Regions from separate parts of the Homo sapiens genome. Here regions 2, 3 and 4 are each linked to region 1. Evidence: chromatin loops called from intact Hi-C (ENCODE). Cell type or tissue: sigmoid colon. All regions are shown on one strand. Region 1 overlaps NTN1 (netrin 1). Region 2 holds the start of NTN1 (netrin 1). Region 3 has its middle 18 kb from the start of NTN1. Region 4 overlaps NTN1 (netrin 1).

What was found. Peaks named below come from ENCODE experiments on the same cell type or tissue, not always from the same donor. Only the 100,000 strongest peaks of a DNase experiment are listed, where the experiment ranks them.
Region 2: it touches region 1 in a loop (3.0-fold over the local background); 4 of 110 quality-filtered maps call a loop at or near these places.
Region 3: it touches region 1 in a loop (6-fold over the local background); 2 of 110 quality-filtered maps call a loop at or near these places.
Region 4: it touches region 1 in a loop (3-fold over the local background); 3 of 110 quality-filtered maps call a loop at or near these places.

What each region holds. Positions count from the first base shown.
Region 1 is chr17:9,235,776-9,243,775 of GRCh38, reverse strand. It overlaps NTN1 (netrin 1), which reads right to left. Exons shown (of 7, transcript NM_004822.3): 7 at 1-4,136. The coding sequence ends at 3,808. LOC124903923 (a long non-coding RNA gene) reads right to left here. Exons shown (of 2, transcript XR_007065614.1): 1 at 5,571-8,000; 2 at 4,792-4,997. Among named protein-coding and RNA genes, the nearest start is that of NTN1, 220 kb to the right of the region's middle. RefSeq lists a silencer at 3,344-3,793. In sigmoid colon, no CTCF peak of the experiment used is centred here; DNase peaks (open chromatin) are centred at 2,255, 2,835, 3,585, 3,865 and 4 weaker places; H3K4me3 peaks cover 1,551 bases; H3K27ac peaks cover 3,775 bases.
Region 2 is chr17:9,017,978-9,025,977 of GRCh38, reverse strand. It overlaps NTN1 (netrin 1), which reads right to left and starts at 4,468. Exons shown (of 7, transcript NM_004822.3): 1 at 4,393-4,468; 2 at 2,587-3,667. The coding sequence starts at 3,604. RefSeq lists silencers at 4,217-5,006, 5,057-5,106 and an enhancer at 4,527-5,070. In sigmoid colon, no CTCF peak of the experiment used is centred here; DNase peaks (open chromatin) are centred at 3,137, 3,537, 4,347, 4,557 and 1 weaker place; H3K4me3 peaks cover 4,406 bases; H3K27ac peaks cover 385 bases; H3K27me3 peaks cover 1,206 bases.
Region 3 is chr17:8,999,614-9,007,613 of GRCh38, reverse strand. It overlaps a transcript of NTN1 not described here. Among named protein-coding and RNA genes, the nearest start is that of NTN1, 18 kb to the left of the region's middle. RefSeq lists an enhancer at 3,163-3,792 and silencers at 4,417-4,466, 4,497-4,606. In sigmoid colon, a CTCF peak has its summit at 4,553; DNase peaks (open chromatin) are centred at 1,203, 3,685 and 4,383; H3K4me3 peaks cover 1,754 bases; H3K27me3 peaks cover 831 bases.
Region 4 is chr17:9,112,531-9,120,530 of GRCh38, reverse strand. The region is part of intron 2 of NTN1 (netrin 1); the gene reads right to left. Among named protein-coding and RNA genes, the nearest start is that of NTN1, 95 kb to the right of the region's middle. In sigmoid colon, no CTCF peak of the experiment used is centred here; DNase peaks (open chromatin) are centred at 4,470 and 4,900; H3K4me3 peaks cover 1,076 bases; H3K27ac peaks cover 1,156 bases.

The sequences.
Region 1 (8,000 bases):
TACGTCATGGTCACAACTAAACATTTACAATTCTGAGTGAACAGAAATCCAAAACACAGGAGGGGGCAGAGGGAGGAGGGGAAGTGCATTTGGGAGGAGGGAATGGGAAGAAACGTCCAATGACAGGAGTGGGACTGGTTTGGCTTTTGGCAAGGGGCGAGACCCCACAAGTACACATTTTGATCCCCCCCGGTGTGCCATGGCCCACAGGAATGTCTTGTCCACGGACCATGGCCAGTGGCCCCATCAATGGGTCTAGTCTGTCCACTCTGGGCTTCAAGGGGACTTCCTTTAAGTGTTGACAGCCTAAGCGTCTTTCACTTTCCTGAAGGCAGGAACCATTCCCCAGTCCCTTAGGGTCTCTTCTTGAGTTCAGTCTCATTCCAACCTGGGACAACTCCAAGAAAGTAAGTCCGTACCCCTCTCCAGCATGCCGCGACTGAGGCAGAGTTCCAGGGCCTTGGAGCAGCTCCCAGCCTCCCTGGGCTGTGACCCTCCCTCCCTGGGTTGTGACCCCAGGTGTCCCTCCCTCCCACATAGAGGCCCCTGGGGATGCTGCCTCCTGCCCTGCTTTCCAAGGACAGAAGCAGTGGGCAGAGACCACAGCCAGCAGGTGAATCCCGGGGACAGCCCTATGTCCTCCCCCGCAAATCTTCGGCATTACTGCGTGTCCGTAAAGCAGGCACTCAGCTGTCAGGGGCACCAGACCACCCAGCTGGTAAGAAAAAGGACAACTGGGGAAGCTGTTTCAAAAACAAAGACTAATCTGGTATGTTTTTCTTCAAACAAACACCTACATAGCACAATTCTGGTTAATACACTCTTCAAAATCAAAATCTAGTTCCGTTTTACATCCCTTCCTAACTGTACAAACCGGGACACCTCAATTCCCATTTCCCTCTGCTCCTTGGAGTGGGGCACCGGAGTGGAGGAGGGGTGCTTTCCCAAGGATGGTGCTCACCGCAGAGGCCGGGGCTGCAGTCGGGAGTGGTGGGCTGGGTCCTGGCTGGGTGTGTGGATAGGAAAGGCAGCTCGTGACGACCGTGCAATCCCAACAGTGACCTGGCTGCTAGCATGGTGGATCTGGTCACCCTGACGCATTCCCCAAGGGCCAGACCACCGGGCGGACAGCCTGTGCCCTGCGGGGTGCTGAGCCGAAGGGAGGGGCAGGACACTGGCTGAATTTTCCGCAAGATGCCTTGTTGCTTGGCGTGTCGCCAGCTCCGTTGCTGAGGTGGCCTCAGAGACCACCACAAATGCAAGCCCCTCACAGGACACCCGTGAGACCCAGACCCAGGGTGGGATATCGTGGGGCTGCCACAGCCCTTCTGGGCAGGGTGAAGAAACCACACTGGCATAGACAGAAATAGGACAACCGCCCCAGCAGCGTAGTGCCTTGTGATGCTGATGGCGCCCAGCACACCACACTGGGCATCCGAGGGGCGCTGACAGCTTGGAGAGGGGCCCTGTCTTCTAGCCTTGGGCTGGATTCAGGGAAGCCAAATGCCCCTTCCCAGGGCAGGTCTGTCTGCTCCCTGCCCCTGAGGCACCTCTGCCAGTCTCTCCTGGAGTCTCTCCAACCACCCTGAGGCAGCCAAAACACCTTTCTAAAAACACCTTTCTACCACCTCTTCGGAGCATCCAAGGCCTGCCTTCCTGGAACCTGGAGCTGCCATCTGGCAAGTCCGTCCCTGCATCCCGCACCACTTTGCTGCCTCCTCTGAAGATGTGATTGTCCCCATGCCCTACCCCACCCCGGGCTCCTGTTCTCCAGCCCAGATGCCAGTGTCCTCAAGAGGCAGTAACCAGGGCCAGGGGCTCGGTGGCCACTCCCCCAAGAGCACCCTCCCAGCCTGCACAGGGATTGGGCGGGTAGGCTGCAGAGCTGGAGTGCAGTGAGGGCCAGCGTGGCCCCTGGTCAGAAAGTCGGGCTCTGGAGTTTGAGCCCCAGTCCTGCCACCAATTTGCAGCATGACCTTGGGCACGTGTACTCCAGTCTCCTTGCTGGTGATAATGAGTCCCTGTCCCACAGGGTTGTCATGAGTACACACTGGGAGCATGTGGGTAAAGTGCCTGGCACACAGCAGGTGCTCAATAAATGGCAGCCGTGATGCGGGTAAATGTGGGGAAGGCGGAGGGAAGCCAGACCACCGGGGGCCGAGCTTCATACTTGGTATGACCCTTTTGAGCAGCCAAACTCTGGCCGGGAAAGTGAAACCAATTTCCTGACTGTGAGGGGAGCCAGGCCTCTTAATTCAGTGCGCCGGGTGTGAGGATGTGGGCCAGAGGCCCGGGCAGTGCAGAGAGCCCAGGAAGGCAGGGAGCCAGGAGGCCCCAGGGCACAGGAATGGACCCTGTGTGAGGAGGTCAGAACAAAAGGGGCTGCCTGCTTGAGGACCGTGTCTCTAGGAGATTTTGGAAGGAGGGCTGGGGCACAGTGGAGGGCACGGGCAGACTCCACAAAGACCGTCTGGAAAGGCACGGTCAAGGTGTGGCCCAGGCCAGACCCAAGACAGCTGTAGGGGGCAGGCCGGCAGCCTCTGTGCCTTCCCTTGGAGAAGCCAGCATGGCCTCCTTGGCCCCCAGGAACCTGGTCATTCCTGTGCCCCTGCCCACCCATGGCTCAGGCACTCTGGTACTTCACTGAGCCAGCAAACCCCATCCCAGCTCAAACAAGCCCCCGGCCCCAAGCCAGGCCCAAGTGCCTTCGCAGCCTGCAGACTCCAAGCCCGTTCAGGCCCTTTCCAGCTGTTGACATTGCTGAGGGGCCTTGCGGGAGCTGATGTCATTTACATAAATAGTGTCACTGCCGTAAACCCAGCCAGTGCCCCTCCCCCTCCCCCTGGAAAACGTCATAAAAAGGGCTGGTTCCAAGTTTCCAAAAGGAAACTCTCTGGGAGGTTTTGCGTTTGCGATGCCTCCTCCAACAGGCAGCTCCAGCATGAGGCGGTGACCACCCGGCTTGGGCTTCTCAGGGGTGTCCCTGGGCCCACTGCCTTCCGGATGGGCCAGCCCCACGCTGGGCAGGGGCAGGGGCAGGGGCAGAGACAGGCAGCAGCAGGGGCTTCCTCTCCTCTCTCCACAGGTGAACCACTCACCGACCCCAAGCCCCCACCCAGTAGGACCCACTCAGCAGGTAGCAGTGGAGACAGAGGCCGCCTGGGGCATGCTGGCTGGACAGGAGCTGTCCACTCCCCAAATGCTGCCAGGCCCCTTCAGATGGAGGAGTCCAGGCTGTGACAGCCAGGTGGCCCGCGGGGAACTGCTAGAAGGGGCCGGGGAGAAAGGGGGGGATCCCGTCGGCTGCGTGTCGGGTGGTGGTTTGGTGGGTGCTCCGCGCCCCGCCCACACTACGGGCTTGAGAATTCACAGTTCTCCTCCCGTCCACGTCTCCGCGCCATCCACGCCCCGCGCCTGGGGCCCCAGTTGTGCGATTCTGCGCCCGCCCCCGGGCCCCAGGGCAGGCTGCCCCCAGCCCCTCCACGGCGGCCGCGCCCAGGCCCAGGGAAGCGCGTCTCTGCTCTGGAAGGAGCCCCGTGAGGTAGCTACGTCTCGTCATTTCTCCAGGGCCCGGCCGGCGGCGCACCCCGCCCCGCGTGCACGCGGCTCCCGCCCAGAGCGCGCAGGGTGGGGGTAGGGGGAGGGGCCGCCGAGGGTCCCGCCCCCCGCGCCGTGCGGCCCCGCCCCCTCCCTCCCCCCACCTGGGAAAGCCCTCGCGGGCCAAGTCCGCGGCGGCCGGGCCAAGGCGCCCGCTCTCGCTCGGCCCCGCCCTGGCGCCCGCCCGCCCGCCCGCCCGCTGCCTCGGCGCTAGGCCTTCTTGCACTTGCCCTTCTTCTCACGCTGCTGGAACTTGCGCAGCCGCCGCGCCCACGTGTCCCGCCACTGGATCACCAGGCTGCTTTTATCGGCCACGATGCCGCTCTGGTCCGGAGAGTCCTCCGCGTTGCCCAGCAGCAGGTACTTCTTGAGGGGCTTGATTTTGGGACACTTGCAGGCGATGTCCCGCGAGCGGATCCACAGGCTCTGGTCACCGCGGCGGATGCGGCTCGTGCCCTGCTTATACACGGAGATGATGTTCACCGTGAACTTCCACCAGTCCCCCGCCTTGTCCGCCTTCAGGATGTGGATCTGGACGGCTGCAAGGAAGCACAGGCAGACGGGTGGGCTCCCAGCTGCTGTGGCTAGGTCCGCCCTGCCTGAGCCTGGGGAGAAGGGAAAGGAGACCCAGCCCCAGGAAGTGACTGCACAGAGTGGCCCATACAGGAGCGCGTGGGTGGTGGCAAGCTGATCGTAGACCCCCACCTGCTAACAACAGGGCCAAGAAGCCTTGCCTCCCACGCTGTGAGGGTGCCACCCAGCACTGCCGTCGGGACAAGCCATCTCCTGGCCTTGTCAAGGCCCACTTTGTCCAGGAAGCCTACAGGTGCTGACCACGCCCCCAGCACTCTGGGCAAGCTGTCTGCCCAGGGCAGGCGCTCGGGTGAGAGCAGTGCTGGCGGGGAGAGGGAGGTTCCTCAGGGGTGCGCTTCTCCAAAGGCCCAAGTCACTTTACACCAGCCCTCATGACACTCCACACACAGCCTGGCCCTCCAACCAGCCTCAGAAAACCATAATGGGTCCTCAATGCTCAGGGACAGAAGATGAGAACCCACCCTTTGGGGTGGCCGTAGTGCCTTTTCCAGAGCCCCGGGAACCTTGGACTGCCGCTTCCCACGCCTAAGCCATCCCTACCAGGTGGCCTCCCTTCCTCCATGCCGCCCAAGGTCCCCAGACCATTCCTCTTACTCCAAATTCTCTGCCAGTATTTTCCCTAGTAGAAGGACTTCCCCAAATGGAGCATGCATCAGAATCCCCTGGCCGGCTTGTGAAAATACACTGCTGGGCCCCGCCCCAGAGCTTCAGATTGAACAGATCTGGGTGAGGCCCTAGAATATGCATTTCTCACAAGTGGTGCCGATGTCATTGACTCAGAGGACAAATGTTACCAGATGTCATTTCTGCAAGATAGTAAGGGAGATTTCAAAAATAAGAGACGCTAAATAAATGAGAAACTTTGCTCTAGTAAGTTTGTGAAATACTAGGTTAAACAAAGTCAAGAGGTTCCTTACTGCAAGACTTTTCAGAGCCTTTAACCTAAGAATCCTGTATACGTGTGTTGGTTTCTCAAACAACTGTGACTGCAGAACCCTTTGGTTGGTGCATCTCAGGTCACCAGAGCCTCATGGGGCCTTCTTGGGGACCTGCTGGGGGTGGACACATGATCATTGCCCCCAGACCAGGGGGTACCTGGAGGGGCCTCTGCTGTACTCACCTCTGTTCAAGAGAAACAGCCATCCACTCACTCCCCTGCCCCGCACTGTCTTCCCCTCACTGATCCCACCCTCACACACTGTAGCCTTCACTGGGCGAAACACCTTTATTCCCCAGGCTGGGCCATGGAGTAGACTTGAGCCCTCCTGAGACAGGAGCAGCAGCTTGAAGAAACCAACACACAGGCAAGCTCTGTGGCTTCAGCAGCCACAAGGACACCTCCCCAGGGAACGTCCAGCAGTCATCACTTCCCCACTTACCACTCCAGACAATGGAACCACCCCAGCTGAGCCTGCCCTCCTATGCTGGCTGGCTTCTGTCAACGTCTCTGGGGGCCACTCTGCTCCTGCACTCCGAGGGCACCCCCCTGCACCCACACATGGACCAGGGGATGGGGAGGGCAGGGACAGCCGAGTGCAGGAGAGCACTGAATGCCAACCGAGTCATCCTTCCAGGGTGAGGGAAGCGGATTTTCCCGTATTTTCATTTCAGCTGTTCCTGGGCATCCTGAACTTTGCACTCCAGTCTGAGGGCTCCAAAGAATGGCTGCCATGGCAACCGTTTCCATGTTTTTGTCACCAAGGGACTCAACACTCAGTGTGAACTCTGGGTGGGGGGAGCCCTCCAGCCCAGAGAAGTGGCTGGGCCGAGTGTATTTGACTGTGCAGACAGAGGTCACCGTGGCAACTGAGTGCCCCTTAGCTAAGCAATGGGGGAGCCACCCCCAGCATCCCTGAGAGCCCCGCTTTCCTCTCCCCAGGACTGAGCTGAATACGAATGAGCTCGGGATATGGCTGTTTCTGCCGTGCTGGACACCTCGGACCCCTTGTACAGCTGTGGTGTCCCCAGCCAGCATGGGCTGGAGCAGCCCAACAAGGATGCTGCAGAAGGCACCCTGGGCTGGGGCTCCAGGAGAGCTCAGCTTTGATCCCAGGCTCCGAGCATCTGTTGGTGCTGTGTGCTGAATGGTGTCCCAACAAATTCCTCTGTTGAAACCTTACACCTTAACCCCCTGGACTTCACAGGGTGACTTTACTTGGAGATAGGGTCTTTAAAGTATAATTAACTACCCATTAAAATTTTTAAAAATGTTAAGTATAATTAAGATGAGGTCATTAGGGTGGGCCCTATGACCTGTGTCCTTGTAAGAGGAGATGAGGACACAGACACACAGAGGGAAGACCCTGTAAGGACACGAGAAGGTGGCCATCTACAAGCCAGGAGAGGACTTGGAGGAAAGCAACCCTACCGACACCTTGATCTTGGACTTCCAGACTCCAGAGCTGTGAGAAATACATTTCTGTGGTTTCAGCCACTCGGTCTGTGGTACTTTGTTCTGGCAGCCCTAGAAGCTAATACAATTCATCTTGAAGATTTTGGGGATGTTGGGCCTCTGCTCAGGGCCAGGCAGAAGGGCAGAGCTGGCAGAGTCTCAAGTTTGCTGAGAAGAGGCTAGAGAAAGAGCTGGCTGGAGAAGGCCTAGCCTTAGACTTCCTGCAGAGGCCTCCCAGGGGGCCTTCTCACTCCCTGGGGTCATAGCAGAAGGGCCAGTGAGCCCTGCCCAACCCTCTCTGGTCTCTGAGCTTTCCCCCATCAGTGAATGCCCTGGAAACCAGGCATGGCATCCAAAGCAGCCCCCTGTGCTTCTCCAGGCACTGCCACACGGTCCTGAAGGGGACCTGCTTAACTGCCTAACACCAAGGGCAAAGCCCTGAAAGGTACCTTCCTCTGGACACCTTGCTGCCGGGAGTCCAGAGGGATAGAGCAATGGACAGTGGTCAGTCAGGACAAAGCAACCAGCCCTTGTCCTTCCACCCCCAGCAGATCTCAGCAACTCCAGGGGTGGGAGCTGTCCTGGCCGCAGGGGCAGGGACAGGTAGTGGTAGGACTCATGATTATGCTGGAAAAAGGCCACATTTCCGCTGCCCTTGGCAACACCTCTACACATTACACAGCTCACCAAGTATGAGCTACATATGCAGTGCATGGGCCAAGCCCCTGCCATGCACATACAGCTGAAAATATTCAAAATGCGCATTGCAACAGTGACCTCAAACAGACCTGCCCTGCAGGTCTGGGAGCATGAGCATCAGCACCCACACGGCACTCCACCAGGCTGCTGTCACCTCCGACCAACCTCTGGCTTGAAGCAAGGAATGATGGGGATCTCTGGGCTACATGGAACCTGGCGCCCCTCCCAACCCAGATGTACCTGTGATGTCACCCAACCAGGGGGCTTGGCACAGTGGTCTATGGGCAGCTCTGCCCATCTTAGGACCATGGCCTCGAGGACGGGCCTCTTAGACCCTATCAAGGTTTTAATGTTAGTACCCCCCCCCCCAAATTCTTATGTTGGAACTTGATATCCAGTGTGAGAATATTAAGAAGTAGGGTCTTTGGGACATGATCAAATCATGAGGATCTCACCCTGTGGATGGGATTAGTGTCCTTATATAAGAGGCTGACCGGGCATGGTGGCTCACGCCTGTAATCCCAGCACTTTGGGAGGCCGAGGCAGGCAGATTGTCTCTACTAAAATACAAAAAATTAGCTGGGCGTGGCAGTGGACGCCTGTAGTCCCAGCTACTCGGGAGGCTGAGGCAGAATTGCTTGAGCCCAAGAGGCAGAGGTTGCAGTGAGCCAAGATCACGCCACTGCACTCCAGCCTGGGTGACAGGGGACAGGGCGAG
Region 2 (8,000 bases), 220 kb after region 1:
GGGTAGCTTGACTTTATATGTCAACAGCGTGAAATTCGCAAGAAGAGATTATGTTGGGAGGAAAATCTGAGCCTCTGATAGTCCAAAGTTACTTTTGAAGGATTTATTAATGCTTTTTCCTAGCACAGTGCCCTTTAGTATCTCAGAACACCTGTCAAATACTAATTCATTCACATATCTCCACTACAGGGCCTTTTCATAAAAAGCTCAACCTTTAATTGTAAATCACCCCTAAATTGTCCTTGCTGTCTTTCTCTTTTACAGAATGATGGAAAAATCACTAAGACTTCAATTAAGACTTTATGGGAACTTCAATCTGATGTTCCCAGCTATATCTACAAGGTATCAGAACATCTATTCAAAAAGGAAACTATAAATAACTTTAACATAGTTGAATTGGCTTTGCTTTTATGAGATGACTGAATAATTGGCAAGATTTAAAGATACTTTAACTACTGGGAATTAAAATAACTTCAGTAAAACCCAGAAAAATATTGTTAGCCAATCATTTGTCATGTAGATTATGTACTTATTAAGCCTAATTAAACTTTTTGAACAAAAACGGTTACTAATTACATTCGTTAATATGTTGATTGCTCAATTTAGCCAATAAAAAAAAAGGTCAATCCAATTTGTGTGCATAGTTAGTGCTTTGGTCAAGAGACAAAATCCCAAACTATAGAGATTATTTCAAGTGCATGACCATCATTATAACAAACGCAGGTTACGTGTCCACATCCAAACTGACGGCAAGACCTGGGGGTGGGTGGTGAATCTGAACAATACCAACGCTAAGGCAAATCTTCAAGCCAGAGAAATTTCACCACCACATCAAGTTTATTCGCCTAAATGTATTCACTTGCATTTGTCCAATTAGACCCTGATGGTGACAAGACAAAGTTATCTTTCATATGCACATACAAACTAAAACTGATAGCAAAACCCTGGGAATCCCTTTAAATGTCAATAAAGGGCTTTTACGCACAAAGGGAAGAAAAGAAAAGAGGAAGGAGGGGGAAAAGAAGAGATGGGAAAAACCAACATTTCCGAGGGAACTGAGCAGATCAAAGGAATTTTATTCTAGAAGACTACTAAGTCGGAGTGTAACTACACTCTCTCTCTCTCTGCGAAATCTTGAAAAGTGTCTTCAGACTGGAAACTAGTTCTGATCCTTAAAAGAAAGGGGACAAACAATTATGTCTGCAAGAGCGGGACACGAGCGTAAAAATGGAGGCCTCCCTTGCAACAGGAGGCGGGAGGCCCGGCGTCTTCAGACCAGGACGCCTGACTGGGCCTCTGCGGCGATCCGGCCCTCCAAGACATGTTTTCCATTCCCTTGCTCAAAACTCTGCATCCACAGTCATGAGGCACAAACTATTCGACAACAACATGACACAATTAATCAGAACCAGACCTCAAAACGTGTGTTTGTGGGGACCAGCAAACTTTGAAATGTGCCTAAGAGGGGCAAAGCAATTGAAGAGCCTCACACTGGCTGTTTGAGATGGGGAGATGGAGAGGAAAAATCTGTACGTTCATAAAGGATGCACACCAAATGGGACATTTACAGACTAAATAATTTTCGCTCAAATAAATGTGGGCTTTGGAGCTTTACTTCCCATACTGAAAAAGTAAGGTGTAGTCTTGCTACCTCCCCTCACCCTTTTTTTCTTTTTATGGGGAGAAACTGATTTCTGAGAGCTTCTGCAGCAGCAAAGTCGTCCAATTCAGAAGCAGAACGTATCCTTTTTTAGCTTCATTTCTGACCCAGCCGTATTCACCCGGTTTTGTCAGATTTCTCTTTCAGGAAATGAAACCCTATTTAAAAAGTGAGAAGCTGGACCCTTAGTTAATTCAAAACTGTTTAATTTCACCAAAGCCTGAAGCTAATAAAAAAAATCTGGTATACTTTTTTAGACCAGAATTGAATTCGTTTAAAATAATTACTGAACGCTCCGTTGTAATCAGCAGATAGTAATTAATTGAAATCACATCATTCTTCTTTTGCTAACACAAACACGCTGTTCAAAAGAGAGACAAAAATAGTTTCAAATCATGAAAAGACAAATGGAGGGCAGGAGTGATACTCGTCGGGTACCGAACTGACCCCAAACTACAAACAGTTCTTTGCCATCTCCCAAGGGATTTGTAGGTGTGGAGTTGGAACTTCCCAGGAACTGGGCCGGGGTCCCCAACCGCGAGCCCAGCTGCAGCCTTGGGAAAGGGGGGTGGGTGCAGGTGAATCCCAGCGTCCAACCCAACGAGGGGGAAGGCAATGAATGTTTGCGTTTGGATCCAGGGTTAGCGGAGACCTATCTGCAAATGTTCTGCCAAACCCCCTCCCGGGAACATTTCTCCTGCTGCTTCTTGGCTTCGCAGAGAGCACTGGGCGCAAATTCGGGCGTCCACCACGAGCGCCACGCGAGCGAGTGGACCTGCTCTGAGCCCTCCCGGGTCCCGGGCATCGGCGAACGCGCCTCCCGCCGTTCCCTCGACCCGCGCTCCTATGAACTCGCCGCTGCGAGGCCCAGCAGCTCCCGCCCGCGGCCCCACCCGCCGCCGGCTCCGCCGCCGCACCCCACTCACCCACGCACTCGTTGGCTTCGCGGGCTGTGGCGCGCTGCCAGGGCCGGTCGTAGTGGAAGGGCTTGCAGCGGTCGCACTCCGGGCCGGCCGTGTTGTGCCTGCAGTCGCACACCAGGCTGTCGTCGCGGTCGCGCACGCAGCGGGCCGCGTGGCCGTTGCACTTGCACCGGCCGCCCACCTGCAGGTCGGACACCGCGTAGAAGTACGAGTCGCGCGCCAGCTCCGAGTCGTCCTCGTTCTCGTCGCCGAACGTGTGCAGGCGGCTGAAGGCCACGCGGATGTCTGTGGCCGTGACCCAGTCCTGCAGCACGGGCGAGTTGTCGAAGTCGTGCGCCGAGGGCCGCCCGTCCAGCGTGCTGAAGGCGATGAGGCCGCCCGAGAGCGGGCGCATGTCGGTGTGCGAGTCGGTGCACACGGCCTCCTGCTCGTTCTGCTTGGTGATGGGCGCGCGGTGCGGCCGGTTGTACATCTTGCGGCACTGCGTGGAGTAGAACTGGAAGGGCACCCACGTGCGCCCGTAGTCCATGGACTTGTAGATGGCCATGGACTCGGGCCGCGGCGAGCAGAACTGCAGGCTCACGTAGGTCACTTCGAACTTCTTGCCGAGGGACAGTGTGAGCGTGACGTTGTGCGGGAACTGCAGGTAGTTCTCGGACTGCCAGCACGTCAGGTTGTGCGGGTTGTTGAGGTCGGTGAGGAAGGCGGGCGGGTGCGCCTTCTTGGGGTCGGACGCGTTGCAGAGGTGGCACGAGCGCAGCCGCTCCTCGCCGCGCTCGCTCACCACGCAGTAGCGCGCCGGGGGCCGGCCGCAGGTGCTGGACACGCGCACGTCCTTGCCGAAGGCCGCATTGACAAAGTCCGGGATGCAGCGGCGCGGGTGGCCGTTCTCGTCCGAGCAGGGATCGGGCTGCGCCGCCTGGCCCGCGAACATGCTGAGCCCGGGCCCGCCGCGCACCGCGCCCACCAGGCACGCCACCGCCGCCAGCGCCGCCAGCGCCTCCCACACTGCGCGCATCATGCTGCGTCCAGCTTGCCCCGGCCCTGCCGCGCCGAGGATCTGTCCGCCTGCCGCAGAAGGCGCCTGCGGAGAGAAGGGAGCTGCGCTCAGCCAGCCCGCCCCGCGCCCTCCAGCTCTCGGCGGGGTGGCGAGCGGAGATGCGGGAGAACGCCCGGCTTCCTGGGCACCCACCCCGCAGCCGACTGCCCGCCTCTCTCCCCCAAAGTCCCGCGGGCGGCGAAGCCGGGGCCCTCCAAGTCCGCACCGCTCGCGCCCCTTCTTCCCCGCCCGGCGGGAGAACGCTCTGCTTCCCCGCCACCGCCGCCCCCACGCCGCCCGAGGGGCATGCCTGAGCCGGTCTCCCCGTCCGCGACCAGCCCCCCTCGCACCCCAAGTTTCGGGCGCAGGAGAGCTGGGGGACCCCGACTCTGCACGGCCCGCGCCCCTTCGTCTCGCAGCCCGGGGTCCCTCTCAGATGCCCCCCGATCGCGTCCCCGCCGGAAAGTCCGCGTTCGGGACTTTACCTCTGGAGGGGGCAAAAGAGAAAGAAAAGTTTGCCTGGCCCCTCCGGGGAGCCCGCGCGCCGGTCGCCGGAGAGCCTCTCGCTCGCTGCTAGCAGGCGCGTCCCGCCTCAGCGCGGGCTTGCCAGCTCCATGCCCGGCGCGGCCGCCGCTGCCCCAGCCCCAGCCCCGGTCCCGGCCCCGCCGCCGCCTCTCTCGCCCGAGTGACTACGCGGCCGCCCGGCTCCCGCCGCTCCCGCCGAGCTCGGAGTGCTGCCCTGCCCGCGCCCGGGGCGCACACACACTCACGCTGGCCGGCGCGCACTCACACACACGCGCGCTCGCCCCCGAAGGCTCCGCCGCCGCCGCCACTCGCGCTGGGAGTGAGGGGCGGAGGGGAGCGCGGGGGCGGGGGGCGGGGCCGCCGGGCGGGGCGCCGGCCAATAACGTCCGCGAGCTGCCGCCAGCTCCGAGCAAAGTTTTCACCCCGGGAAAGAAGAAAGTTAAAGGGAACCGGCCCGGACGCCCGAGAGGGAGAGCACAGGCGGGTGGGAACCCGGGAGCCCGAGAAAGAACAGCAGAGACAAAGAGAAAGCGAGGAGAGCACCCGGGGAAACCCCGGAGAGGGGGCTGGGCCGGGCCAGGCGCGCACCCCGTGGGGGAGGAGGGGCCGCCGGGGACTGTCAGCCTCGCCCGCGCCCCGCGCCGCCCGGAGAGCCTCACGCCCGGGGGAGCGCGCGGGCGGGGGAAGGGGGCCACTTTCTCCCTCCCGGTCCCAGCCAAACACATCTGTGTTTGTTTTCTTTGCTGCGCGGAGGTCGGGCCTTCCTCTAACCCAGCCTGATGGCCCCCGGTGGCACCGCGCACAGGGCTGTGCCCCTGTGGGCACGCAGCCCGGGAGCGTGAGGAAGAGGAGGAGGATGTGACCTCTGCCTGCTCTCCATTTTTGCCCGAAGCCCCCGGGGTCCGGCGAGGAGGGGCTGCTCGCCCGCACTCCCACGGATATCACCGTGCGTGAGCCTGTCTGTCGGGAACGCGGCTTCGTTCTAGCCAAGGGAGCAGTGGTGGGCAGGAGGCTGAAGGGGTAGGAAGCTGGCAGCACCTGGACGCTGGCCACCGCCCCTCCAAGACGGGCCTGCCTGGTCTCAGGCATGGGGACAGCCCAGCCCTCCCCAGATCCCCTGAGGCAGGCGTATCGGTACTTCCTCAACCGCATTTTTAAGGGTGCAAAGCCCTGTAATAGCTCATGGGACCTCCACAGCAGCTTTGCTGTTGTATTAACTCCATTTTGCAGATGAGGAAACTGAGGGTCCCGGGAGCTGAAGAAACTCGCACAAGATCAACCCCCAAGTAAACATCAAAAACAGGAAGAGAAGCCTGGGCTCCTTCCACTGCAGGGCATTCGTCAAATGCATAACCTTGCCGAATGATGGTGTCATGGGGCATCTGCGGGGCCACCCAGCCCCTCCTTGCCTCATTCTCCATCGCCCCAATAAAAAGACTGAGGACAGTGACAGCATCCTTTGGTCATCTTGCAACAGCAGCCAGAGAGCTCTGGGAAAGGAATACACTGGGCCGAGAGTTTGGAACGGAATCTCTGCTCGTTTATTTGTTACTTGTAGATGTGTGGTCCAGTAATAGACCCGGATGAAAAGCCCCAGGTCCTGGTTCCGGCCCAAGGGCTGCCTTGCTGCATTAGCTCCATTAAGTGCCTCAGTTTGTCTTATTGGCATTTTCATAAACCCTGAGAATCTAAGAAGGGGCCTCGGGGCTCGTCTGGCCCAGCTCCGTCTCCTTGGAAGAAGGCCTTCCCCAGCCTCCCAGAGAGACGGCCACCCAAGCCAGCTCTTCCAGGGATGGGAGCTCACCACAGCTCAAGAAAATAAATCCATTCCATTGCAGGACAGCCTGGATTCATCTTCTTACCCCGGGGTAGCAATTTAGCTGTGCCTTCTTGTGCCGTTTACCACACTCTGCACTGTTTATTTATGCCTTACCTCACCTTGTGGCAGAAAGGATTTCAGGTAACTTACAAGGGTACATAAAATATGACACAATAACAAATTAAAAGTGAGGTCAAAGGAAATAAATGAAATGGTTAACCATGGTGACCTGTGAAATCGCAATGGTATACTGAAAGGCAGCATAGCTCTTAGGAGGAAACGCTTCGGAGCCAGGGTACCTGGGTTCAAATTCTGCCTCTGCTGTGTGACTATGGAAAGTCTATGCCTTGGTTTCCTCCATCTGTACAAGGGAGATAATACTTTCTACCCCACTGGGTTGTGAGCATCACGTGAGTTGACACATTTGAATATTATAGCTGATGGGATATAGACATACATATTGCAGGTCTGTAACACATATAAATAGGCTTTCTCATGTATGCAAATGTAAATATGCATAAAACCAGGCACATAGTACATGCATATAGAAATGTTAGCTGTTAGTATGAGGTCGCTTGATCTATACAGAAATTTTAAATCATTTAGAGAACACTTAATTACAGGGAAAGATGTTCATGACATATTATAATATGAAAAAAGCAAATTAAAAACACACAGTATAATGTCATTTTAATTTTTTAAAAAGTATGCATAAAAAGACAACACAGTTAATAGTGGTTATCTCGGAATAATGAGATTACAGGTGATTTTTATTTATCTTTGCTTGTATGCTCTCAGTTTTGCACAGTAAAATATGAAGTAAGAGAACAAAGAAAAGCTAAGAAGGGAGACAAAGTCGAGAGGAGGATACAGGTCCAATGCACCCTGGAGTTCCAACCTCTACACCTCTTCTGAGTGGGCCACAAATTTGTCCCTAAGCTTTCCTGCAGCTAAAATGAGGAGACCATGTTCATTACACAATTCCCAGTGTCCATGAGATAAAAACAGACCTACTGCTCAAGGGAATTACAACTATTCTTGGTACTAAAATCAGATAGGAATTTCTTGTGGGGGCGTGGCCCAGAAAGGGAACACAGTATGGGGTAATGAGCAAACGTCCCTGACAACATCCCCAAAACAGTCACAACAGTGAGCTCGGTTGGACAGTTTCTGTGATCCCCCTGAATGTAAGCTGATGGCATCGCATCAAAACCCAAGTCAGGAAAAGACATTCCAGCAAAGAGGAATGGAAAAGAAGCAAATTGGGGTGCTCAGCTGACTGGGGTACCTTTTGGAGCATCTACAAGACTGGATTGAGAAGTGCTTTCCAAGCCTTCCTCCTGAATGTTGTTTCTGTCCACAGAGCCTTTTTTTTTTTTTTTTTTTTTAAGATGGAGTCTTGCCCTATTGCCCAGGCTGGAGTGCAATGGCGCATTCTCAACCTCTGCCTCCCGGGTTCAAGCGATTCTCCTGCCTCAGCCTCCCAAGTAGCTGGGATTACAGGTACCCACCACCACACCTGGCTAATTTTTTTGTATTTTTAGTAGAGACGGGGTTTCACCATGTTGGCCAGACTGGTCTCAAACTCCTGACCTCAAGTGATCTGCCCGCCTCGGCCTCCCAAAGTGCTGGGATTACAGGAGTGAGCCACCGCGCCCAGCCTATGTCCACAGAGCTTTTGATGGCCCTTGCATGGCAGTAAGTTTGAAATGGCTCTTGGTAGAGTGTGGCTTTTCTACATTGCCAGCTGAGCTTAGGCCAGGGGTCTTCAGGAGAGGATGAGCGGGGTCACCTTCCAGTTTTATTGTGGTCACTTAGGTCTACGCTTATCATCTTTAGTAGTTCCTGGTGAGCAGGACTGTCTTACTCACCTTGTATCCAGGAGGTCTAGAACCTCCTGTAATACGGTGGAACTCCTCTACGTCCATTCCAAACCCCCCTCTCTGTTAAGTCTGCAGGTGGCCCAAACCCTACGCTACACAGCAGCCCAGATCAAGGTTCTCTGCCTCTTCAGATTCTTGAAACCAGTCCTCT
Region 3 (8,000 bases), 240 kb after region 1:
GAAGGAAGGAAGGAAGGTAGGAAGGGAGGGAAGGAAGAAAGAAAAGAAATAAAAGAAAAGAAAGGAAGGAAGGAAGGGAGGGAGGGAAGGAAGAAAGAAAAAAGAAAGAAAGATAAAGAGAAAGAAAGAATGAATGAATGAAAGAAAGAGAAGGAAGGAAGGGAAGAAAGGAAGGAAGGGAAGAAAGAAAAAGAAAGAGAGAAGAAAAGAAGAGAGAAAGAGAGAAAGACAAGGAAGGAAGGAAAGAAAGAAAAGAGAGAGAGAAAGAGAAAGAAAGAAAAAAGGAAGAAAGAAAGGAAAAGAAGGGAAAGAAAGAAAGAAGGAAGGAAGGGATGAAAGAAAAGAAAGAGAGAAAGAGAAGGAAGGAAGGAAAGAAAGAAAAGAAACAGAGAGAAAGAAAGGAAGAAAAAGGAAGGAAGAAAGAAAGGGAAGAGAGAGAAGGAAGGAAAGAAAGGAAAGGAAGAAAGAAAAAAGAGAAAGAAAGAAAGAGAGAGAAAAAAGAAAAGAAAAGAAAACAATGGAGTCTCGTAATCACAATTGTACTCGTAATTATAACCATGGCGGCTAGCATTTCTTGAGCACTTACTGTCAGGCCCCGTGGAGGGAGCTGGTATGCTGGGTCTTGGCCAGGGGGCTTGGTGAGGCCATGATGGCGGTGGAGAAGCTGGAAGTGAAATTGTGAACAGCTTCTCTTCTTAGGGAAGACAGGGAAGGAGAGGATAACCCAGAACTATAGGCCCCAAGAGTGGGTGCTACTAATATATCTTTCTTGTTCCCTACTGTAACCCTGAGTACCCAGCACAAAACTTGACACATTGTGATCACTCAAAAATGTTTGCTAAATGAACACAGAAGGGCCCTACCAGGGCATCCATATGCAAGGAACATGGATTTCTTGGTGTCCAGGGCCATATCTGGGCATAGCATTAGTTGGGTTAATTTGGTTCTGCATCCATGAACCTTCATTTCCCATCAATTCTTCTTCCACATAAAGAAGATTCATGTTGCACGTCATGTTGGCTTGGCCCTAGAATGTGGATGATGTCCTTGCCATCATCAAAATCTCACAATCTGTGATGTGCACACACACACCTCACATCTCCTGGCTCCGGATTGGGAGTCCAGCCTTTTCAACAGAGCCAAGGCCCCTCCCTGCACTGGGTGTCCTCGCTCAGCATCCAAAGGGCTCAGGAGTCCACCACCTCCTGCCTGGGCCCCCTCAGCGAAGATCTGATTTTCTCATCATCTGGATAGTCTCAGCGACTCGCAGCAAAGGGATGAACCAAGCTGACCTTTCTGGAGGTTTGTTTAAAGCAGAACAATGTTTGTCTTGTCCAAACACTATGAATTACTCCAGAGAAGCCTGCCCAGTTTTACAATTCGCAGCTACAAATGGCTTACATAAATAGGGACTTGTCCCCCCCACTACCCACCACCCCCGTACCTGATGGCTTCTCCTCCCCCTACCCACTTTCTTCCACTTTTCCAGGCCTTCTCTTTGCCCCTCCACCGCCCACTTCACACCTCCAAACCCCAGCATGCTGAAGGGGCAGGTGCTGGCATTCTGGGCCACAGCTCACACCTGGGTTATTGCTGGCATGGGTCCCCCTATGGCCGGCTGCTCTGTCCCTGGCGTGGGCAGATTTGCCTTGCCAAGGGGGGCCTCTGGGCACATTTGTACTGTCTGTGTGGGGCCTGCAGTGTGCAGTGTTAGGTCCAGCTGTGAAAGCACATTGGTAAGAGAAGGCCCCTGGGTTTGGGGACTCAACATCCAGGCAGCCTGCGGTGCACTCTGGCCTCTCCTCATCTGGCTGGGTGCACAGTTCACCCCCTGCCGCTCCCTCATTGGCTGCACATTCTGGAGGATACTGGAGCATCTCCTAGAAATAGACCTCACCCACTATGGCCTCCAGTCTGGGAGGACACCGAAAAGACTGTTCTGCAGATCATATGTGACGCACATAGAACAAGCAAAGCCCATGGTCCTGGGAGAGAAGGGCCTGCTAGGTAAAGAACCTGATTTGGGCTGCATTCCCCTAAATATGGTCCTTATACCACCTGCATCAACATGCTTCAGGATGCTTGTTTAAAATGCAGCCTTCTGGGCCCCTCCCCAGACGTAGGGAAGCTGTGGGGCAGCGGTGGGGAGGAGGAGGGAGGGTGTGTGTGTATGTGTGTGTGTGTTGGGTCGGGGTGGGGGCGGTTGGAAGTCTGATGCCCAGAGTCCGAGATTCACTGTTTGCCATGAAATCCATTCTGGCTCAAGCCCTCTAATTAGCTGGGTGACAACTGCAAGTCACTTTAGGCCTCAATATCACTATCTGTATAATGGCTCTAGAATCTGTGGAAGGATGTTTCCAACTCTTAGAAAGCGTGATTTCAAGGACAGCTGGATATCAGAACCCGAAAGCCACAAGGGGTGGGTGGAGGCAGCCTGAGAGAAAATCTGGGAGTCGCTAAAGCTCCCAGGAGAATGTTGGTGAAGACGTGGAGAGATGCGGGGGAGGTGCAGCAAGGTTGGTGGTCAGTGGTGGGAGCGGTGCCTGGGATCCTTCTACTGAGAGCCCCCTTACTTGGGGCCACATGTGATCTCATTTTATCCTTGTTTTGCAAATGAGGAAACAGACACAGAGGGGAGGGATGACTTCCACTCAGAAGTTGATGAGTAGTACGGAGATTCCATCTCCCCTACACACCTGGGACACGCATCTGGCCATTCCAGAAACTCCCCTTCGTCCCAGCTGTGTCAGTTCTGCCTCTCAACCGAGCTAAGATTTCGCCATAGAGCCACAGCTCTTTCTCTTCTCCCAGTGGCAGGATTCCACTGGGTGAAAGGGCCCAGGGCCAAGTCGGCCGGGTGAGGTGGATACACGCTGAACCCCGAAGACGGGAAAATCCAGAGTCTGGAGCTTCACCTGGCTAGAGCCGAGCCAGCCCTACCCACTGGAGGCGCCACAGCCTGGCTGAAGGCGCTGGCGCGGCGCGGTCCTCTGGATTAGGGCTGCGGCGGGAGCGCACGATCCCGCTGCACCAGTGGGCTGGGGGTGCCGCAACAGGAAGGCCCCAGCATTCAAACTCCGTAGGCCGTACGTGCCCAACACTTAGCGCGTCACCGGATCCAGAAGGGATCAAAGGATAAAGCCTCCGTCACCCGCTCAGCAGATGTCCCCAGGCGGACCCGAGGGTCCCAACAGGGGTGGCGAGCAGGAGGCCGGGGAAGACACCGTGTCACCTTCCAGGCCGCGAGGGCGACGGGGCTGATAGCACAAGGAACTCGGAATAAAAAGTCTGTGCAGGTCGACCCTGTTTCTACTATCTATGCTTGTGCATTGAACTCCATTCACAATTTGGGAGCCCCAGAAGCTTGCCGTGTCGCCTCGGGCACGCTCCGGAGGGTCTGGGCCGCGGGCCCTCCTCTTTGGCGAACCTCGGGGGTTTTGGACGGACGCTCCCGAGCCCCAGCTCCGCCGTCCGCGCCTTGAGCAGTCGCCTGCGCCTCCTTCTAGATGCGCGTTTGATTTTCTAATCAATCTCTTTGTCCCCTGCGGCCTTCACCCGAGTCTCCAGTTTCCCCGTTTCCCTCGGCCCCCGCCTGGGTCCAGCTCTCGCCCGACTTTCCCGTCGAAGGCACTCGAGTGAGTGATTCCCGGGAGCCGAGGCCGAGGCCGGCGGGTCCGCGGCGCGGGCCGGAGCTGTATGGAAATGGCCAGAGGAGCCGGCGGGCGCGGCGGCGATTTATTCTGGGAGTGACAGCCCCTTTGAGCGCTCGGCGAATGGCATTTTCTGTCTGTGAAAGCCTTTCTTCCCACCTCTGTTCAGATTAGCCCGGGGGATGAATGCACCCATTATCCAGCCCGCTGACCATTCTGAAACGCCAAATTAATTACTAAGCACTGAATCAGGCGCCGGGGCCGGGGCACCGGGAGGTGTGAAAATAGCGAGCGGCTGGAGATGGGGAAAGCGAGGGGTGCAGCGCCGAGGGGGCCGGGCGGGGTGGCCCGGGGCGCGGGCGCGGCAGGGCCGGGGCTGGCTTGGCCGGCCGCCGAGCGCGACCTGCCGGCGTGACCGTGCGCGACCGCGGGGCCAGCGGGCTACAAAGGACCCGGGCGGGCAGGAAGGCGCGGAGCCGGGGTCGCGGCCCGGAGCAGGCTGGGGCTCGCCGGGACCGCGGCCAGAGCGCGCCAAGTGCGCAGGACGCGGGGCTGGGGCTCTGGCGTGCGCCCCTCGCCGCGCACCAGTGCCTACTTTTCCACGCACCGCCCGGGATGGCCGCCCCCAGACGGCCCCGGCCCGCGGCCACCCCCGCCATCCCCGCGCAGGCTCTACGCCGCTCCAGCTGCCCTCCGAGGCCTTCAAGAAAACTTGGGCGCCGCCCTCCGACCGCAGCCCCAGCCAGAGCTTCCCGAGCGCGGGGCAGCCGCGGGCCGCCCCCACCCGGCCGCGACTCGGGATCCGCGGGTGGCACTTACCTCCCCGAGGCGCCGGCGGCAGCGGGAGGCGAGCTCTCCGCGGCTCCCGTTCGAGTGCGCGGGGCACGGAGGAGCGCGCGCCTTTAAGACTCTTCCCCGAGACTCCGCCAGGTGGTGTCACGCCGGCCCGGCCCTCGCGGCTCCTCGCCCCGCGGCCACCCGGCTCCCCTGCCCATCGCGGGCAGAACACCAGCCTCCCGCTCGCACCCTGCGCCCCGCCGCTCGGGCTCCAGTGGAGCTGGGCCAAGATAGGATGCGTGTAACTTGGGACACACAACTATCCAACAGAAAGCCACCCAACCTACACACTCTAGCTTTGGTTTGTCTGGGAGTTGCAGGGGTCTTTTTGTTTGTCTGTTTGTTTGACCGAGTGCTGGGGGTAAAAATGGGGAGGAGAGAGCTGAGAAGTCTGACCCAAGGACGTGCGATCATGTCCCCACTGCCATCACCAGCGACAAACCTCAATTCCATGCTAACTGGTCTTTTTGCCCTTCATCCAAGATGGTCTGCTGACACGCCTCCCCCAATGACCATTAAAATGACTGAAGAGATAAAATAGAGGGAGAACTGTCGCCACTTAACACTAGGGGAATGCGTCATTCACACTCCTGAAACTTAGAAAAGTTTAAGAGGATCCGAGGGATGGCTGAAGGAACTCCACATTCATCAGGCGAGAAGCAGGAGCCGGCCTGGGAATCCCCAGCACAACACTCCCCCGGCGCGCCTCCTCCAAGCTCTGGGTACGTGTGACAGTTCACCCGCGAGGCCGGCGCCTGGGAATCTCTGCCGAGCTTAAGGCTGCTGGAGGACACAGGTTTGCCGGCATAAACTAGGATCCTAGCTTCAGGCCATTATTAAAATTTTACATCATATGCTTGCTCTTTGAAGAATCATTTTTTGACATTGGCATTGTGATTTCAAACTACGTTCATAATTAACTCAGTTTTTCTCTTTTTTTTGGTAGTGGGTGTGTGTGGGGGTGGGGGGCGGTGGTGGCGCAGGTGTGTGTGGGGGCGGGGGGCGGTGGGGGCGCCGGGCCCTGCTCAGTCATCCTGGCTGGAGTGCAGTACAGTGGCGGGATCATGGCTCACTGCAGCCTTGACCTCCCAGGCTCAAGAGATCCTCCCATCTCAGTCTCCCGAGTAGCTGAAACCACAGGTGCATGCCACCACGCCCGGCTAATTTTTAAAACACTTTTTATTTTGTAGAGACAAGGTCTCAATGAGTTGCCCAGGCTGGTTTGGAACTTCTGGCCTCAAGTGATCCTTCCATCTTGGCCTCTCAAAGTGTTGGGAATACAGGTGTAAGCCACTGCACCCAGCCTTCTAACTCAGTTTTTCTGCCTACATTGTTTATTGTCATTTCATTTACGTAAATGACTTCCTCATTCCTGAGTTCCTTACTTTGATTAATTTCTCACACCACTGAAATGCTACTTTGAGTAAACCTTGGGGGAAGGGTGGATGGACGGTGGATTTTTTGAGTCTTCGCATGTCTCAGATTGTCTGTTACTTTATACACAGACAGTAGTTAGATATAAGAGTCTAGGGTCATAATCCTTTATTTACACTTCAACTCTCTAAAATAGGCATGTTGCTAGCATTAAACAGGGAAGCAAATGTAAAGCACTTACCGTGTTCTGCACCTAAGACGTAGTAGAGGATCCATGACTAACTATTTATGACTATCCTTTATTAGTTATTGATTCATTGTCTGTCTTGTGCTTTTTTTTTTTTTTTTTTTTTTTTGACAGGGCCTTGCTCTGTCCCCAGGCTGGAGCTCAGTGGTGCGATCGCAGTTCACTGAAGCCTTGAACTCTTGGGCCCAAGGGATCCAAACCTTGGTCCAAGATGGTCCACTGACACACCTCCCCCAATAACCATTAAAATGACTGAAGGAATAAATAGAGAACCGTCGCCTCCTGTGTAGCTGGGACCACTGTCATGCCTGGCTAATTTTTCAATTTTTTTGTAGAATCAAAAAATCTTTTTGATTCTTTCTTTTCTTTTTTGATGGAGTCTCGCTCTGTTGCCCAGGCTAGAGTGCAGTGGCGCTATCTTGGCTCACTGCAAGCTCCCCTTCCTGGATTCACGCCATTCTTCGGCCTCAGCCTCCCAAGTAGGTGGGACTACAGGCGCCTGCCACCATGCCCAGCTAATTTTTTGTATTTTTTTTTTTTTTTTTAGTAGAGATGGGGTTTCACCGTGTTAGCCAGGATGGTCTCGATCTCCTGACCTCATGATCCGCCCGCCTCAGCCTCCCAAAGTGCTGGGATTACAGGTGTGAGCCACCGCACCCAGCCTTGATTCTTTCTTTGTTGCCCAGGCGGTCTCAAACTCCTGGACTCAAGTGGTCCTCCTGCCTCAGCCTACCAAAATGTTGGGATTACAGGCATGAGCTGCTGCACCCAGCATCTTCTGGTTTTATGGTTAAAGAAATTTCTCCTAGGTTTTATAGAAGACTCTCTTTCTCTATCTCTCTTTTTATGCCATCTGGCTTTAATTTCCTTTCTTTCTTAAAAGAAAAAAAAATCTATAGGTTCTGTTACTGCCTCCTTTACTAAGTGTGACCTTGAGATAGTTTCTTATTCTCTTAACACGTTCGTTGCTTCTCCTATAAAATGAACAAATTGGACCACATGGTTGTTGTGGTACCATCCAGCTTCAATAGGCTGGGTGTTTATTTGCCTATGATTAAAAAGCAACAGCCCTGCCACAATGAAAAACCAATTCACAATGATTAGGATGGCTGTAATAAAAAAGACAGATAATAACAAGTGTTGGCGAGGATATAGAGAAATTGGAACCCTTATACCTCGTTGGTAAGAATGTAGACTGGTGCAGCCATTGGAAATACTCTGGCAGTTCCTCAAAGGTTAAATGTAAAGTTACATATTTACATATGACCCAGCAACTGCAATGCTAGGAATACATCCAAAAGAAATGAAAACACATGTCCACACAAAAACTTATACACAAATGTTCATAACAGAATTATTCACAATAGCCGTAAACTGGAAACAACCCAAATGTCCATCAACTAATGATTGGATAAATATAATGCAATATATCCATACGATGGAATATTATTCAGCCATTAAGAAGAATAAAGAATTGATACATGCTGCAAAGTGGATGAACCTTGAAAACATTATGCTAAGTGAAAGGAGCCAGTCAAAAAATACGACTGTGGGCCGGGTGCAGTGGCTCATGCCTGTAATCCCAGCACTTTGGGAGGCCGAGGTGGGTGGATCACGAGGTCAAGAGATCGAGACCATCCTGGTCAATATGGTTAAACCCCACCTCTACTAAAAAATACAAAGATTAGCTGGGCACGGTGGTGCGCGCCTGTAGTCCCAGCTACTCAGGAGGCTGGGGCAGGAGAATCTCTTCAACCTGGGAGGCGGAGGTTGCAGTGAGCCGAGATCACGCCATTGCACTGCAGCCTGGCGACACAGCGAGACTCCATCTCAAAAAAACATACAAACAAACAACAACAACAACAAAAAAAAATTGTATGGTTCCAGTTATA
Region 4 (8,000 bases), 120 kb after region 1:
GACCTGTGTGGGGGAGAAACCATCGCAGTCTCTCCCCAAGTAGGGGACTATTTGAAGAAAACTAAAGAAAATGTGAAGTCACCATGTTCCCTCACGCTTGGACATTTATGCAGGGCCCCCAAAATCCTTAACGTGGGGGAGAGAAGCCCAATGTGCCAAGTCTTGGGTACTCTCCCTAATAGTAAGTTGCACAGCATTTCCCATGGGCAAGGCACTCCTTCCAGGCACTTTTTTTTTTTTTTTTTTGAGACGGAGTCTCGCTCTGTCACCCAGGCTGGAGTGCAGTGGCATGATCTCGGCTCACTGCAAGCTCTGCCTCCCGGGTTCATGCCATTCTCCTGCCTTAGCCTCCTGAGTAACTGGGACTACAGGCGCCCGCCACCATGCCCAGCTAATTTTTTTAAAAATATTTTTAATAGAGATGGGGTTTCACCATGTTAGCTAGGATGGTCTCGAACTCCTGACCTCGTGATCCACCCGCCTCGGTCTCCCAAAGTGCTGGGATTACAGGTGTGAGCCACCACGCCCGGCCAGATAAGCACTTCTAAGAACTAACTTGTCAATTAAAACTGGGCAAAACATCTGTATAGTTACATCTCAAAAGAACGTATACAAATAGCCAGGAAGCCTGTGAAAAGATGCTCAACATCATTAGCCATCAGGGAAATGCAAACCAAAACCACAATGAGCACCACATCACACTCAGTAGGACGGCTAAAATAAAAAAAGGCCAGGCCAGGCACAGCGGCTCATGCCTTTAATCCCAATACTTTAGGAGACCAGAGCAGAAAGATTGCTTGAGGCCAGGAGTTCGAGACCAGCCTGGGCAATATAGTGAGACTGTCTCTACAAAAAAATTTAAAACCTAGCCAGGTGTGGTGTAGCATGCTTATAGTCTGAACTACTTGAGAGGCTGAAGCAGGAGGATCATTTACGCCCAGGAGTTTGAGGCTGCAGTGAGCCATGACTGCACCACTGCACTCCAGTCTGGGTGACAGAGACCTTGTTTCTAATAAATAAATAAATAAATAAATAAATAAATAAGCCAGGCACGGTGGCTCACGCCTGTAATCCCAGCACTTTGGGAGGCCGAGGCAGGTGGATCACCTGAGGTCAGGAGTTCAAGACCAGCCTGGCCAACATGGTGAAACTCTGTCTCTACTTAAAATACAAAAATTAGCTGGGAGTGGTGGTGTGTGCCTGTAATCCCAGCTACTCAGGAGGCTGAGGCAGGAGAATTGCTTGAACCCGGGAGGCAGAGGTTGCAGTGAGCCGAGATCGCACCATTGCACTCCAGCCTGAGGAACAAGAGTGAGGCTTTGTCTGAAAAATAAATAAATAAATAAATAAATAATACATTTTTAAAAAGACAAATAATAACAAGTGTTGGCAAGGATGTGGAGAAACCAGAACCCGCATACATTGCTGGTGGGAACATAAGATGGTTACAGCCACTTTGAAAAACAGTCCAGCAGTTCCTCAGAAAGTTAAACAAAGTTATGTAGGACCTGGCTATTCCACTTCTAGGCATATACCCAAGAGAAATGAAAACACATGTCCACACACAAATACTCATAGCAAGTATTATTCTCAATGGCAAAGAAATGGAAACAACTAAAATGTCCCTTATCCAGTGAATGAATACACAAAATGCAATATATCTCTACAATGGAATATTACTCAGCAATGAAAAGGAATAAAGTACTGATACATGCTACAACCTTGAGACTGGATAGACCTAGAGAGTATTATGTCACGGGAAAGAAGCCACACATAAAAGGTCACATATTATATGATTTCATTTCTATGAAATGCCTAAAATAGGCAAATCCAGGCAGACCGAAAGTAGAGCGGTGGTTGTTCAGCACTGGAAAGGGGGTGGGTGGGAGGAAATGGGGACTGAGTGCTGATGGGTATGGGTTTTATTTTGGGGTCCTAAAATCTATTATGGTGATGGTTGTACAACTCTGAATATACTGAAAACCACTGAACCGGTTTTTGTTTCTGTTTTTGTTTTTTAGACAGAGTTTTGCCCTTGTTGTCCAGGCTGGAGTGCAATGGCGCCATCTCAGCTCACTGCAAACTCCTGGGTTCAAGTGATTCTCCTGCCTCAGCCTCCCGGATAGCTGGGACTACAGGTGCGCACCACCACGCCCGGTTAATTTTTTGTATTTTTAGTAGAGACAGGGTTTTACCATGGCCAGGCTGGTCTTGAACTCCTGACCTCAGTTGATCCACCCACCTCGGCCTCACAGAGTGCTGGGATTACAGGCGTGAGCCACCGCGCCCGGCCTGAACTGTATATTTTAAATGGGGGAATTATGAGGCATGTGGATTATATCTCAATAAAGCTGTTAAAAACACACACACTTAATCCTCACATTGCTTGGAGGTAGACACTGACATTATACCCCTTTTACAGGTGACGAAACTGAGGCACAGAGGGAGTCAGTAGCATGCCCAAGGTCACACATACCTGGAAAATGGGAGAGCCTGGATTTGAGGCCACGTGGCATGGCCCCATGAGCTACGCTCTTGAGCGTTTCTAGAAATTGCTTGCAGCCCTGAGATAGGGCACCTGTCCCTTTTCACTTCCAACATGAGGGGGACAAAAAGGTGGCAGATGGTACCTCTCAGCCCTTTCCAACAGGCAGAGACTCTTTTTCCTACTGTGGAATCTGTCCTCCACCCACCAGTTGGGTGGTGGAGGCAGGGGATGACACGCCGTGCACATGGAAGCTTGTTTTTTTTTTTTTTTTGGTTTTTTTGTTTGTTTGTTTGTTTTTTGAGATGGAGTCTTGCCCTGTCTCCCAGGCTGGAGTGCAATGGCACAATCTCACCTCACTGCAACCTCCGCCTCCCGAGTTCAAGTGATTCTCCTGCCTCAGCCTCCCAAGTAGCTGGGACTACAGGTGTGCACCACCACACCTGGCTAATTTTCGTATTTTTAGTAGAGACGGGGTTTCACCATATTGACCAGGCTGGTCTCGAACTCCTGACCTTGTGATCCACCCTCCTCGGCCTCCCAAACTACTGCGTGAGCCACCGCACCCGGCCCACATGAAAGCTTCTTGAGGTAATGCTTTACTTGGTCCAGGTGCAGACCCAGGGCCAGTGACACTGTGAACCACCTGTCCTCATGCTTCTGAGGAGCGCAAGCCCAACTACTGGTGTCATCAGCCATTCTGCAAGTTTCCGCCCCAGGCCGGGCCCTTCCCTGGGAAGCAGAGTGTCCTCTGCCATCCTCCCTCCAGTCTGTGGCCCCTGCCACCAGGCAGCTCCTTCCCCTGGCTGCCAATGCCAATCTGCTTTATGTCCTCTCTGCCTCCCTGCCCTGTCTCTCGGCTTTCTCTCTATTCACGCGCTGTTTCCTTAGACGCTGCATTTTTTCCTATAACATCATGTCTGATCCAGACTTTCCTAAAAGCACCCTTTCACGCCTCACAGCTTCCCCGGGTGTCGCTCCCAGAGGCTCCTCTCCCCGCCCAGTGGGGCCATCCCAGCCCTCTCCCACCCCCCTCATTCAGGGAGCCACAATGCACATTTTCATATCAAAAGCCACCCCTTGTACCTCGGCCACAAATCCTTCCTGAAAGCAGACAAGATATCCGACATCAACTGTTAATAGGATGTGCCCCATGCTTACAAATATTTCAATCCCATACTCGTCCTTTCATAGAGTGGAATATGCCTCCACCTTTCTCCTTCCTGTCTACCTTCTAAATAATACCTTTCTCATCACCTTTTCTGGAGAAGAGAAGAGGTATTTTCCCACAAGTTCTGTGAAAGGACAGTCAGTCCCCAAGCAACACAAACGCGCTCTGTACTGAGAGGCAATTGGAAGCTGACCTTCTGGGGCCTTCCTAGGTGACAATGAGAACGTGATGGATGGCAGTGTTTTCTGGGCCTGGTTTTCAAGCCGAGGCAGGCACCGTCTTCCGCAGCCCCACTATCTACAGAAAGCCCTGGGATTTTAAGCTTTGTCAGTGAAATAAGGGGAAATCAGAGAGATGTGGGGAGAGAAAGAGGGCAGGGAGAGGAGGGGGCCTCAGAAGGGTGCCCTCCACCATCGCAGCTGCCCCTCCCCGGGTCACAAAAACAAACAGCGAGTAGAGACTCTAGAAATCACCCAGCTCGACTTCTGGAGCAAAAGATGGGGAGGCTAAGGCCCAGGGATGAGAAAGACGTGGTGAAGGCCACACAGCAAGCTGGTGGGTGGGTGGGTGGGTGGCTCAAAACTCTGTGGCTGCTTCCTGACCCTCCCGGGGGCTCTGCCTACCCCACCATGCCGCCTGCCCATGCCAAGAGGCACCTGTTCTGCCACCCCCGTGGAATGTTCTGCAGAGCCACTCGCCTCTGTGGACAAGGGTCTAGCTGGCCCACAGCCGCTCCTCCAGGAACAGCAGAGCCCTGGCTAGGACCAAGAGGCAATGTGTTCGGTTAACCAAGCAAGATGACGACACCCACAGGCGGCTTTCTGGGGCTCTAAGAAGCTGCCACAATCTGCCCCCGGAGAAACAAATGCAGAGAGGTTGAAAGAAAGGGCCACCCAGCCTGCCCCTGGGGCCTCCGCCCCTTCGGCTCATGTTTGTTTTGTTTATGGGAGGAAAATTCTCCGACTGTTCATAGAGGGAGAAACACGAAATCCCTTCCTCCACGGCCTCGGAGACGGCGAGTACACGGCTGCTGCCGCCTCGCCAGCCCTCCTCCACCGCGCACGGCCGGCCAAGACCAGCAAGCCCCATCCAAGGCTGCCCCGGCGCCTCCAGAGACTCCGCCACGGCCCATCCGTTCGTTTGTCTCTGGGGGCTGCGGCCCCGGGAAATGTCAGAGCCGTTTGTCCCCGCCCCGGGGGGGAAGGATGAGTCAGGGCACAGACCTCGGCTCTTGCCTGCCCTCTGCTTTCCTTCTGAGGCCTCTGAGTGTGTTTGTGAAGCTGGTTTTTAAATTAACTCCAGTGCACACAGTGGGAGGGTTTAGAGCATTTATCAAATCCCTCTCCAGATTTCAGCCGGGATCTGTCCAGCTCCAGGAACGTCACGTGGATGAGGACACTGGTCCAGCCAGGAGCCCGGCTTTCTCTTCCCGACAATGAGCTCTGAGAAGGAAAGCCTTTAACTGGTGAGCAGGAGACCCCCGGGAGACCCTGGGGAACACATGCAAGGCTGACGCCAGCATTGTGGGTCTTTGGTGAACACCTCAAAACCACCTCCATTGCCTATTTGCTCACCCCAAAGAGTTGAACATCCTTGAACTCAAAAGTCTCTCTCAAAGGCTTGAACTTACTGAATCGGTATTAAGGTGCTGTCTGGCCCACCCAAATGAATGAGCTCAAGTTCATTAGTTTTTCATTCACCCACTTACACAGTCCTTTCTCTCAAGGAGCTGAGGCAGAAGGAGAGGGGAGCTGTCACAGAACTGACGAACAGGAGTTTGCACAGAGCAGAATTTTCTACTGCACCCCCGGCCTGGCGCCCCAGCATCCTGCCCCATCTTCCAAGCCTACCACTCATCCACCCAAGAAAAATGCAGGTAGCATCTTCTCTCACAGAAGCCTCCCACCATGTCAGGTTCTAGAAATACAGACTGCCCTTGGGTGGTTCACAATCCAAAGACAGACATGAACAGACAGATGGGAACAGCAGTTTCATAAACTCTGCAGGTCAGTAGAAACCAGGAGCTATGAGAGAAAAGAGGAAGAAGTGCTGCCCAACAGTTTATACTGGTAACATCTTTCATCCCACTTTTATTTATTTATTTATGGTTATTATTTTTTTGAGACACAGTCTCGCTCTGTTGCCTAGGCTGGAGTGCAGCGGCACAATCTCGGCTCGCTGCAACCTCCTCTTCCCGGGTTCAAGCGATTCTCCGTGCCTTAGCCTCCCAAGTAGCTGGGATTACAGGCACCCGCCACCACACCCAGCTAATGTTTGTATTTTTAGTAGAGACAGGGTTTCACTATGTTGGCCAGGCTGGTCTCGAACTCCTGACCTCAGGAGATCTGCCTGCCTCGGCCTCCCAAAGTGTGGGATTACAGGTGTGAGCCACAGTGCCCGGCCTCCATGTTTATCTTTTTTTTTTTTAACTCAAGTAAAACATCAATATATTTTTTTGCAAAAAATTCAAACACTACAGAAATAGATGCATTTTGTAATTAAAAGTAACTTTTATATACCTTATACACCCTAAATATGTTAATAGAATCATGCAAAGCTTTTTCTAAGTAAGCATATGCACATTTTTTAAAAGTATCAGACCCGTCATACTTACACTTGAATCTTCCTTTTTTTTCCCTTACTCCTTTTAAGTCAATAAATAATACACAATATCTGAATAGCTGAATCATATATATATATATATATATTTTTTTTTTTTTTCTTTTTTTTTGGCACCCAGGCTAGAGTGCAGTGGCGTGATCTCAGCTCACTGCAACCTCCGCCTCCCAGGTTCAAGCAATTCTCCTGCCTCAGCCTCCCGAGTAGCTGGGATTACAGGCACACACCACCATGCCCGGCTAATTTTTGTATTTTCAGTAGAGATGGGTTTCACTATGTTGGCCAGGCTGGTCTCAAACTCCTGACCTCAAGTGATCCGCCCACCTCGGCCTCCCAAAATGCTGGGATTACAGGCGTGAGCCACCGCGCCTGGCCTGAATCATATATATTTAATTTTATGTCTACATTAGAGTTTATTTAGCTCATCTCCCATCGTTGGACATCTTTTTTTGCTGTTATAAACAACATTGCAGTGAACATCCTTGAACAAAATCTGCCTCTTACTCTGTACCATATGGATTTTGATTCTGCAGTTGGCTTTTTCCTATACTCTCTCCCTATATGACATCTCTATTTCCATCTCATTCTGCTGCCTTCTAGTCTCGGACTGTCCTCTCCTGAGCAAAGTCTGCTTGGATTGCACAAAGAAAGTGTCTTCCTGCAATAAGAGGGTGCCAATCTCCTGACATGTTCTCCCGGAGCTTGCTGTATAATCATTTTCAGAAGCGGGCTCCTTCAGATACAGTTGATGCTCATTAGCTGTGGTATTCACATTCTATCAAGCTGCCATGAATAGTCAGCAAATAATGAACCATTGCTCCCAGGGAAAATACAGGGTTAAGTTCCTGTGAGCCTTTAGTCACAACATTTTCGCAAACTGGTCAGTATGTACCCTTTTTTTATATGTATTTCTGCTTTAAAAATACCGTATACAGGCCCAGTGCGGTGGCTCATGCCTGTAATCCCAGCATTTTGGGAGGCTGAGGTGGGTGGATCACGAGGTCAGGAGTTCAAGACCAGCCTGGCCAAGATAGTGAAACCCCATCTCTATTAAAAATACAAAAATTAGCCAGGCGTGGTGGCGGGCACCTGTAATCCCAGCTACTCGGGAGGCTGAGGCAGGAGAATCACTTGAACCTGAGAGGCAGAGGTTGCAGTGAACCAAGATTGTGCCACTACACTCCAGCCTGGGCGACAGAGTGAGACTCTGTCTCAAAAAAATAAAAATAAAAAAAATTCTGTATACAAAACGTATCATTGATTCACCAGCACTGAACTTACAGCCAAAAGCAATACAACTTCTTACCTGAACGAATCGTATCTAACACATTTTCTCCATAAAGCAAATCACAGTCTTCTTGAGCTTGGGGATGCTAGACAGCACTTTAGTACTGTGGAAGGGGGTGGGGTGCATTTTTTTTTTTTTTTTTTTGAGACGGAGTCTCGCTGTCACCCAGGCTGGAGTGCAGTGGCGCGATCTCGGCTCACTGCAGGCTCCACCCCGCAGCGTTCACACCATTCTCCTGCCTCAGCCTCCCGAGTAGCTGGGACTACAGGCGCCTGCCACCACGCCCGGCTAATTTTTTGTATTTTTAGTAAAGACGGGGTTTCACCATGTTAGCCAGGATGGTCTCGATCTCCTGACCTCGTGATCCGCCTGCCTCGGCCTCCCAAAGTGCTGGGATTACAGGCATGAGGGGTGGGGTGCATTTTAAACAGCAAAAT